Linked DNA regions of Homo sapiens: region 2 is linked to region 1. A link is a loop called in an ENCODE intact Hi-C map of the cell type or tissue named here. Cell type or tissue: heart left ventricle. All regions are shown on one strand. Links, peaks and the distances in the headings refer to the core of each region. The heading gives the core; the rest is flanking DNA. Region 1 overlaps SLC27A1 (solute carrier family 27 member 1). Region 2 overlaps MAST3 (microtubule associated serine/threonine kinase 3).

Region 1 (5,367 bases), core at 270-5,269:
TACTGGCATCTGGTGCAGGGAGGCCAGGGATGTTGCTAAATATATGCTACAATGCACAGGACACGTCCCACCCCAGGGAATGATCCAGCCCCAAATGTTAAGAGTCAAACCTGTTCTGGACACTATCTCAATTTCTGTAATAAATAAATTCCAAGAGGGAAGAGAGACAGACAGAAAGAGAAAAGGCACCTACAGATGAAATATTTTCTTTTCTTTTCTTTTCTTTTTTTTATTTTTTTGAGATAGGGGCTTGCTCTGTTGCCCAGGCTAGAGTACACTGGCACAATCACGGCTGACAGCAGCCTTGACCTCCTGGGCTCAAGCAATCCTCCCACCTCAGCCTCCCAAGCAGCTGGGACTACAGGCACAAACCACCACAACCAGCTAGATTTTCAATTTTTTTGTAGAGATGAGGGACTCACTATGTTGCCCAGGCTGGTCTACAACTCTTGGGCTCAAGCGATCCTCCCGCCTCGGCTTCCCAAAGTGCTGGGATTACAGGCATGAGCCATTGCGCTCAGCCAAGAATTCTTACAAGACACATCAACCAGTCATAATGCTGGTTGTGTATTTAATTATGGAAATAAGAAAAAACACATTTTTGACATTGTGAGACAGAATTGAGCCACTGCCCAGATTCCTGATGACACTGAGATATCACTGTCACTTAAAAACAATGCTTACCAGACACAAAAGGCGACAGTGTCTGACTCCATTGATCTGAAATGTCCAGAACAGGCAAATCATAGAGGCAGGAAGCAGAATAGTGGTTGCCAGGGGCTGGGGGTGGAGGGATGGGGAGTAACTGGGGATGGGATTTCCTTTGGGGGGCATGAGAATGTTCTGGATCTAGATAGACATGGTGATTGTACATTGTGAATGCCACCAAATTACTGACTTTTTTTTTTTTTAAAGATGGAATCTCACTCTGTCACCCAGACTGGAGTGCAGTGGCCCGATCTCAGCTCACTGCAGCCTCCGCTTCCCAGGTTCAAGCGATTCTCCTGCCTCAGCCTTCCAGGCAGCTGGGATTACAGGTGTGTATCATCATGCCCGGCCAAATTTTTTTTTTTTTTTTTTTTGAGATGGAGTCTCACTCTGTCACGCCCAGGCTGGAGTGCAGTGGTGCAATCTTGGCTCACTGCAACCTCTGCCTCCCGGGTTCAAGCGATTCTTCCGCCTCAGTCTCCCGAGTAGCTGGGATTACAGGCACCAACCACCACGCCAGGCTACATTTCTGTATTTTTAGTAGAGACAGGGTTTCACCCTGTTGGCCAGGCTGGTCTCAAACTCCTGACCTCAAGTGATCTGCCCATCTCAGCCTCCCGAAGTACAGGGATTACAGGCGTGAGCCACTGTGCCTGGCCAAATTTTTCACTTTAATATGGCTAATTTATATGAATTTCACTTTAATTTGAAAAAACAAGTACTCATCTTTCAAAGGTTATAGTGAAACAGCTACACAGGAAACATGATGCCGTCTGAGGGATGCTTTATGCCATCACCGAGGGGAGGATGTGGGGAGGTGGGGAGGGGCAGGACAGGGTATCTGATAGCCTCTGGGTCCAGCTGAGGGGTGCACCAGAACTCTCTATACTTTTCTGTCCACTTTTATGTGTATTTGCTACTCTCTGTAATTTTTTTTAAAAGATAATTTTGGGCTGGGTACAGTGGCTCATGCCTGTAATCCCAGCACTTTGGGAGTCCGAGGTGGGTGGATTGCTTGAACCCAGGAGTTTGAGACCAGCCTGGGCAACATGGCGAAACCTCTTCTCTACAAAAAAAATTCAAAAGTGGGCCAGGCGTGGTGGTGCGCACCTGTAGTCCCAGCTACTTGGGAGGCCAATGCTGGAAGATCACTTGAGCCCAGGAGGTCAAAGCTGCAGTGAGCCATGATAGCGCCACTGCACTCCAGTCTGGGCAACAGAGTGAGATCCTGTCTCAAAAAATAATAATAATAATAAAAATATACTTTTGCATTTCAACATGCAGATTAGTAATTTTCCCAAGACCCTCCAAACAGAACCAAAACTCCTCAAAAGCGAAGCCAAGCACAGCTGTGGACCTTGTGGTATACCCCAAGATGCTCAGCCCAGAGCCCCCAACCCCTGCTCAGCTGTGTGACCTGGCCTGAATCTCTCTGGGCCCCATCTGTCCAATCTGCATCTGCCAACTTGCCACAGTCCCTGGACAACCTCTCACCCAATCCTTCCCAGTCAGCCTTGCTATTCCCTCCGGGCTCCATACCTGTTTCCTGTACCTCCCGCCTGTATTTCCTGTATCCTGCCCCACATTACAGCACTGAAACCCTCAGCCTGGTCTCCTCTCACTGTGGAGGGGAAAGAAGAATTCCTGTTCTTAACCTCTGCCTGCTCTCCTCTCCGGGACAGCAGATGCCTCCACCTCCGCCTCACGCGTTCCTCACCTGGAAGCCCCAGACTCATCGCCCTTCCCATCCCAGGGTCTCAATTCCCTACAGTCAGCAGCAGGGAAGACCCACAGGGCACAAGGCATGGGGAAGGCATTGCCTTAAGGAGCTCAGGCACCCTGGGCCCAATCCTAGCCGCATTACAAGCCTTAGTTTCCCCAGCTGCAAAATGGGTCCACCCTCCAAAGTTATAGGATTGCATTGAGTTTACACGTGGAGGGTTTAGCTCTGGTCTGGACACAGAGCAGGTACTCAGGAAACACTACTTGCCCTCTCTGTCCCCATCCTGAACAGCCATTCCTTAAGCCCCGCTCCCCACCCCACCCCTAGAGACGGGGGAGCAGGTTGCGCCAGCAGGTGGACAGGAGGGCGCACATAAGGGAGTTAAGGGAATAGAGCCTGGTCGGGGGGCGGGGCCTGGCTGGGAGAGGACGGGACCTGACCAGGAGGAGGTGGGGCTTTGCTGGGAGGTACGGGGCCTCACCGGGAGGAGGTGGGGCCTGATTGGGAGGGGGTGAGGCCTGGCTGGGAGGGGCGGGGTCTAGACAGAACAGGGCAGGGCCTGACCGTGCAGTTGTACTTGATGCAGTCGTCCCAGAAGCGGCTGGCCGAGAATTTCTTGCGGAGGACGACTGTCAGCCCATAGATGAGACACTGCCCCACGCCGATGATGTTTCCTGCAGAGGGTGGCCTTGGTAAGGGGTCCCCCGCCCCCACCCACCATTCCCTACCCAGGCCGTAGTACCTGCCGAGTGGTACAGGGGCAGGCAGTCATAGAGCACGTCAGCCGCCTGCATGCGGTAGGCGTGGTGGCCGAAGGCTGCCATGCGGTAGTACCTGCAGGGGGAGGGGGAGCCGGGAGGGCAGAGGCTGGGACCTAAATCCCCCAGGGTACAGGCATGGGGAAGCATGCTGCATGTGGACCCAGGCAAAGCCAGCCCAGTTCGCATGAGTTCACAGGCTGGCAGGAAGGAAACACGCAACCAACAATTGTTGGTGGTGTTAGGTGTCACGAGGGATATAATAGGGTCAAGGGGCATAGAGGGGCTGATGGTAATGCAGCCAGGGGGGTTGGGGGATCCTGTCTAGGGAGGTGAAGTGTGATCCGAGACCTAGCAAGAAAGAGCTGTGGGGGCGAGCTATGGAAGAGTGCCCAGGCACAGCACATGTGAGGGCCCTGAGGCCGGAAGGAGTGTATGGGTTTGAAGAGTTTGGGGGGCTGAGGAGGAGTGAGTACGGGGTGAAGGGGAGGAAAATGACATCAGGGAAGTGGCAGAAGCCACCCAAACTGAGAGAGGGTTTTTGTTTGTTATTTGTTTCTTTTTTTGAGAGGGAGTCTTGCTGTATCATCCAGGCTGGAGTGCAGTGGCGGGATCTCAGCTCACTGCAACCTCCGCCTCTGGGTTCAAGCGATTCTCCTGCCTCAGCCTCCCGAGTAGCTGGGATTACAGTCATGTGCCACCACGCCCAGCTAATTTTTGTATTTTTAGTAGAGACAGGGTTTCGCCACGTTGGCCAGGACGGTCTCGAACTCCTGACGTCAAGTGACCCGCCTGCCTCAGCCTCCCAAAGTGTTGGGGTTACAGGCGTAAGCCACCACGCCTAGCCCGAGAGAGGGTTTTATTCTGAGGGTCACGGTAGATGCAGGGAGGTCTGGGACAGGGGAGGTCTGATTTAGGATTTTCAAACCTCCTGTAGCTGCTGACAGGAGCTGGGCCATCGTGGGTGGAGGAGAGAGTGGGGGGAGCAGGAGGAGCCCGAGGAGGGGCTGGCACAGGTCCAGATGGGGGGCATGGAAAAAAGTAGACAGATGGAGAGGACGGGTTTTGCTGGTGGGATGGATGTGGTGAACAGGTGGGGGGATGAGAGGGGCCCCAGAGTAGTGGGCACAGGGCAACCGGGTCCCAAGATGGGTGTGAAAATGGGTGTGATGCCTTTGTCCAGCCCCAAGCAGTTATGAGGGTTGCAATGAGTTTACACGTGGAGGGCTTGGCCCTGGTCTGGACACAGAGCAAGTGCTCAGGAAACACCAGCTGCCCTCTCTGTCCCCAGGGTAACATGGAGATGCCCACAGGAGCTGAGGGGCAGGTCAGGCTGGCAAGATAGCCTGGGTCACTCTCAGCGGCTGAGGGCATTATGCCTGTGGGCCCCTCACCTGCTGTGCACGACAATGGCAGCCTTGGGCAGCCCGGTGGTCCCCGACGTGTAGATGTAGAAAAGACGATCTGCAGGAGATACAGGTGTTAGGGGTGGGGCCTGAGCATTGGGGGGTGGGGCCTGGAAGTTGGGGGCGGGGCCTGGGCGGGTAGGAAACCAGTTGATAGAGCAGGGGTCCCACCCTTGACTCACCGTCCATGCCCTTGCTGGGGATCTGTGCCAAGGGGGCAGTAGAGGCCTCCTTCAGCAGCGGGTCCAGGAGGTGGGTGTCCGGCAAGATGCCCTCGGGCCCCAAGTCTCCAGAGCAGAACTTGATCAAACTTTTCCCCAGATGCCCGCTCACTTCGGCCACCGCTGTGGTCCCCAACACATGGGTCATGGTCACCGCCGGACAGGCCCCCTCCCGAGGCCTGGGATGCACCAACTCCCTGCCCGGGGCATACCCAGACCGTGCACCTCATGCCCACGTCCAGGGCGGCCGCCTTCCGAGGCCTGGGGCGCAGCATCTCCCCGCCCGCCCAGGGGCCAGTCCTGGGTCCCCGCCCACCTGATGCCCACGCCTGGCCTCACCCGCCACCATTTCTCCTCCAAAGATCAGGGCCTTAGCGCCCGAGGTGCCCAGGCAGAAGGCCAGGGGCTCGCGCCGCAGGTTCACGTTGAGCAGCGCGGCCTCCATGCCCGCCTTGGCCAGGCCCAGCCACAGCCCCACGAACTCCGGCCGGCCCTCCAGGAAGATGGCCACCACGTCGCCCGGCGCGAAGCCCAGCTGGCGGAAGAGGTTG
Region 2 (5,367 bases), core at 233-5,232, 620 kb before region 1:
AATGGGGATCATTCTCAGAGAGACTAGCCCTCAGAACCCCTGGCCGTTGATGCACCCCCACAATCCCCAATCCCATGCCCCAACCAATGCATCTTTCCCGCTCACTCTACACACTGGCTCAGCCCTGCCTCAAGGCCTTTGCGCTATCTGTGCGCTCTCTCAGAACAGCCTTCCCTCCCTTCTGGCCCTAATTAACTGCAGCTCATACTCCAGATCTGAACTCAACATCCTTTCTTCCTGGAGGCCCTCCAGATTCACAGTCTAATTCCCCACCCGGCTCCTACCATACCTGCATTAAAAAATATTTTAGGCTGGGCACGGTGGCTCACACCTGTGATCTCAGTACTTTGGGAGACCAAAGCAGGAGGGTTGTTTGAGCCCAGAAGTTTAAGCCAGATTGGGCAACATAGCAAGACTACATCTCTACAAAACTTTTTAAAAAAATTAGCCAGAGTAGGCCGGGTGCGGTGGCTCACACCTGTAATTCTGGCACTTTGGGAGGCCAAGGCGGATGGATCACTTGAGTTCAGGAGTTTGAAACTAGCCTGGGCAACAGAGTGAAACCCCGTCTCTACAAAAAAAAAAAAAAAAAAAAAAAAAAAAAATTGCTGGGCATGGTGGCTCAAGCCTGTACTCCTAGCTACTTGGGGGGCTGAGGTGGGAGGATTGCTTGAGCCCTGTCTCCAAAAAAAGGCCGGGCCGGTCAGGCGCAGTGGCTCATACCTGTAATCCCAGAGCTTTGGGAGGCTGAGGTGGGCAGATCACCTGAGGTCGGGAGTTCAAGACCAGCCTGGCCAACATGGTGAAACCCCATCTCTACTAAAAATACAAAATTAGCCAGGCATGGTGGTGGGTGCCTGTAATTCCAGCTACTTGGGAGACTAAGGCAGGAGAATCGCTTGAACCCGGGAGGCGGAGGTTGCAGTGAGCCGAGGTCACACCATTGCACTCCAGCCTGGGAAACAAGAGCGAAACTCCATCTCAAAAATAAATAAATAAATAAATAAATAAATAAATAAATAAATAAATAAGAAGGGCCAAGTGCGGTGGCTCATGCCTGTAATCCCAGTACTTTGGGAGGCCAAGGCGGGCAGATCACAAGGTCAAGAGATCAAGACCATCCTGGCCAACATGGTGAAACCCTGTCTCTACTAAAAATACAAAAATTAGCTGGGCGTGGTATTGCACACCTGTAGCCCCAGCTACTCGGGAGGATCGCTTGAACCTGGGAGGCAGAGCTTGCAGTGAGCTGAGATGGTGCCATTGCACTCTAGCCTGGCAACAATGAGAGATTCCGTCTCAAAAAAGAAAAAAAAATTAGCCAGGTGTGGTGTTGCACGCCTGCAATCCCAGCTACTCAGGAGACTGAGGTGGGAGGATTGCTTGACCCCAGGAGTTGGAGGTTGCAGTGAACTATGATAATACCATTGCACTCTAGTCTGGGTGACAGAGCAAGACTCTAAGTCTAAAAAAAATTAATAATAATTTTATTTAAAATTACCAATTAGTTGTATTTATGAAGAAGTATGTCAGTAGTGGCTAAAAACTAATAATCTGTTGAGAAAACAGAGATTCCTGAGTTGTCCTCTCCCTGTCCCATCTCAGATGTCCCTCTCCTCCTGGGTCTAGGTCTGAACGCCATTCTCTCCTCACTCGCTGCAAAGCCTATGCAGGTTTGGGCCCTGGGTACCAGTGGGGGCGTGGGGAGGACGGCTGACGGGTGACTCCCTTTTGAAGACCCTTTTAGAGCTCAGCAAACTGACCTGCACCAACTCTGGGTGCCCTCACCGCATGAAGGATAGAAAGCCGTGAGCTTGTGTTCCACTGTGACCTCACAGTCCATCCTCAGACATGGGCTGCCCAAGAGGGTTTTTTTTTGTTGTTGTTTTTGTTTTTTTGAGACAGACTTTTGCTCTTGTTGCCCAGGCTGGAGTGCAATGACACAATCTCGGCTCGCTGCAACCTCTGTCTCCCAGGTTCAAGCGATTCTCCTGCCTCAACCTCCAGAGTAGCTGGGACTTTTTTTTTTTTTTTTAGAAGAGACAGGGTTTTGCCATGTTACCCAGGCTAGTCTTGAACTCCTGACCTCAGATGATCCACCCACTTTGGCCTCCCAAAATGCCGGGATTACAAAATGCTGGGATTACAGGCATAAGCCACCATGCCTGGCCAAAAAACCAGTTTTTTGTTTGTTTGTTTGTTTGTTTAGATGGAGTCTCACTGTATCGCCAGGCTGGAGTGCAGTGGTGCAGTCTTGGCTCACTGAAACCTCTGCCTCTCGGGTTCAAGCGATTCTCCTGACTCAGCCTCCCAAGTAACTGGGGTTACAGGTGTGTGCCAGCATGCCTGGCTAATTTTTGTATATTTAGCAGAGACGAGGTTTCACTATGTTGCCCAGGCTGGTCTCGAACTCCTGACCTCAAGTGATCCATCCACCTTAGCCTCCCAAAGGGCTGGGATTACAGTGTAAGCCATCGCACCCGGTCAATCACGAGGGTTTATTAAATTCTCAAAATGCCATGTGGCACAAGTTTAGAATCTGGGGACACCCAGACCTGGGTCCAGTTCAATTCTCTGTTTCTTCCTGGCCATGCAAATTATTTGTATGCCCCGTGCCTCAGTTTCCCCATCTGTAACTGGAGATGACGTGAGGAGGGTTCTGGGTTAATCATGATCAGCCATTACTATTGCTGCTGTTGTGTGCTGTTGTACTATTGTTGAGCTCAGCAAGGGACCATGGAAGCTGTCATAATACCTGGTAAATGTCCTTGCATTTACTGAGCCACCTCCTACGAACCGCGGGCAGGGGCTGTTTTACTGGCAGGGAAACTTAGGTGCAGAGGAAAGCCGGCTGCCCACGTCTCTTAGTGGAGTGAGAGGCAGGAAACTGGGTCTCAGGACACCCTCCCTCCACACACATCAGGGCGGCCACGTTGGGGACACACGACTATTTTTACTTTGGTGGGCTCCAGGCTGCCCACGTCGTGATCTGGGTGTTCGCCATAGCAACCAGTGACGCCATCGGCCCCTACAGCCAATTGGAGGGGGCCGGAAGCTGCTGGGCTGCCGGATGACCCAGCTGGGAGGGCAAGGTCTCCCGGGAGAGGCGGGGAAGGGTCGCGGGGGTGTGGCGTTACCCCAGGCCTGACTTCAGCTGCTCTGCGCTCAGAAAACCAAGCTGTCACGATGGGAGGAGAATAATCTACCCCTCGAAGGTCTCTCTGACTGCTTGAATATGTCTGAGGACAGACAACTCACGGCGTTTAGTTCAAGCAGTCATGGTGATGGAACCATCACCACCATCACCGTGGCCATTAGGGTCTCCTTCTTCCCCTTCCAATAGTTGTGGGAATTTTTTTTTTTTTTTTTTTTTTTTTTTTTTTTTTTTTTTTGAGACAGCGTCTGGCTATGTCGCCCAGACTGGAATGCAGTGGTGCAATCTTGGCTCACTGCAACCTCCGCCTCCAGAGTAGCTGGGATTGTGGGCATGTGCCACCACACCCGGCTAATTTTTGTATTTTTTATAGAGATGAGGTTTCACCATGTTGCCCAGGCTGGTCTTGAACTCCTGGTCTCAAGTGATCCACCTGCCTTGGCCTCCCAAAGTGCTGGGATTACAGGCATGAGCCACTGCACCCAGCCAGTTGTGGGATCTTATACCACTTCCTCCACTACCCCACGTGAAACAGGGAGGGATTTGAACCCTGGTGGGGGGTCCCACTTGCACCCCATCCAGGCATTTCCTTCCAAAACTCTGACAGTCCTAGGTTCCCAGTCTGGCTCCCCCACTCCTGCACTGTGTGACCCGACAAGTGACTTAACCCCTCTGTGCCTCAGTTTTCTCATTTGGAAAATGGCCCAGTGACATAGGGTCCCTGGAGGAATCAATGAGTAGCAAGCTCAGAGCCTGGTGCTGGGGGAGACTTGGATGGATGGGAGTCAAGACAATGATCAAGACGTGAATAATAACCACCAGTTGAAAGTTGCTTCCAAAAGACAAAAAGATGTGAATATTTTGTTTGTTTGTTTGTTTTCAGATGGAGACTTGCTCTGTCGCCCAGGCTGGAGGGCAATGGTGCGATCTTGTCTCACTGCAACCTCCACCTCCTGGGTTCAAGCGATTCTTCTGCCTCAGCCTCCCAAGTAAGCTGGGATTACAGGCGCCCACCACCACGCTTGGCTGATTTTGTATTTTTAGTAGAGATAGGATTTCACCATGTTGGTCTGGCTGGTCTTGACCTCCTGACCTCAAGCAGTCCTCCCATCTCGGCCTCCCAAAACGCTGGATTACAGGCATGAGCCACTGTGCCTGGCCTGAAGATGTTTTTTTAAAGTGGCAGAGAGAGGTGAGGCAAAATCGGCAGCTCCCTGCAAAGGCTCCCGGGGAAGCTGGACCACACAGAACTCTCCTGGCACCACTCCCGGACCCTTCGGTCCCCGCACCATCTGCTTTCCACCCACAGCTCCCTCTGTGCCTGCTGTTCCCCTGGGAGTGGTTCCCACCCAGAGGAGTGGAGGTTGGGGAGGCCCCGACCCCCTGAAACTGCCCTTTAAAGGTAATATTTATGGTATACCCGTCTGCGCTTGCCCAGGCTGGGGGATGCTGCCTCCCCAACAAGCTTTAGCCCCACCTTGAGGAAATCCCATTTTGGAGAAGACATAGCACAGCAGGAGCACCCCCATACTGGAGGGATTAAGAGAGACCCGAAGCAGCTGGGTGCTGTGGCTCATGCCTGTAATCCCAGCACTTTGGGAGGCTGAGGCGGGAGGATCACTTAAGATCAAGAGTTTGAGCCAGGTGCGGTGGCTCACGCCTGTAATCCCAGCACGCTGGGAGGCCAAGGTGGGCGGATCACAAGGTCAGGAGTTCAAGATCAGCCTGGCCAACATAGTGAAACCCCGTCTCTACTTAAAATACAAAAATTAGCTGGATGTGGTGGCAGGCGCCTGTAGTCCCAGCTACTCGGTAGGCCGAGGCAGGAGAATCCCTTGAACCCCGGAGGCGGAGGTTGCAGTGAGCCAAGACCACACCATTGTACTCCAGCCTGGGTGACAGAATGAGACTCCGTCTCAAAAAAAAAAAAAAAAAAGGTGGCCGGGCGCAGTGGCTCATGCCTGTAATCCCAGGACTTTGGGAGGCTGAGGCAGGCAGATCACCTGAGGTCAGGAGTTCGAGACCAGCCTGACCAACATGGAGAAACCCCGTCTCTACTAAAAATACAAAATTAGCAGGATGTGGTGGCGCATGCCTGTAATCCCAGCTACCTGGGAGGCTGAGGCAGGAGAATCGCTTGAACTCGGGGGCAGAGGTTGCGGTGAGCCGAGATCGTGCCATTGCACTCCAGCCTGGGCAAGAAGAGCGAAAGA

Evidence for each region. A loop is a pair of places that touch in the nucleus more often than their neighbours do. Peaks named below come from ENCODE experiments on the same cell type or tissue, not always from the same donor. Only the 100,000 strongest peaks of a DNase experiment are listed, where the experiment ranks them.
Region 2: it touches region 1 in a loop (3-fold over the local background); 2 of 110 quality-filtered maps call a loop at or near these places.

The regions. Positions count from the first base shown.
Region 1 is chr19:17,486,746-17,492,112 of GRCh38, reverse strand. It overlaps SLC27A1 (solute carrier family 27 member 1), which reads right to left. Exons shown (of 12, transcript NM_198580.3): 2 at 5,156-5,367; 3 at 4,778-4,939; 4 at 4,584-4,653; 5 at 3,174-3,265; 6 at 2,996-3,105. It overlaps PGLS-DT (PGLS divergent transcript), which reads left to right. Exons shown (of 3, transcript NR_147835.1): 2 at 916-1,037; 3 at 3,018-3,123. Among named protein-coding and RNA genes, the nearest start is that of SLC27A1, 19 kb to the right of the region's middle. RefSeq lists silencers at 2,800-2,963, 2,771-2,990 and an enhancer at 3,071-3,120. In heart left ventricle, for the core only: a CTCF peak has its summit at 2,765; a DNase peak (open chromatin) is centred at 2,882; H3K4me3 peaks cover 333 bases; H3K27ac peaks cover 962 bases.
Region 2 is chr19:18,102,205-18,107,571 of GRCh38, reverse strand. All of the region lies in intron 1 of MAST3 (microtubule associated serine/threonine kinase 3), which reads right to left. Among named protein-coding and RNA genes, the nearest start is that of MAST3, 7.1 kb to the right of the region's middle. RefSeq lists a silencer at 3,074-3,183. In heart left ventricle, for the core only: no CTCF peak of the experiment used is centred there; a DNase peak (open chromatin) is centred at 3,051; H3K4me3 peaks cover 915 bases; H3K27me3 peaks cover 1,480 bases.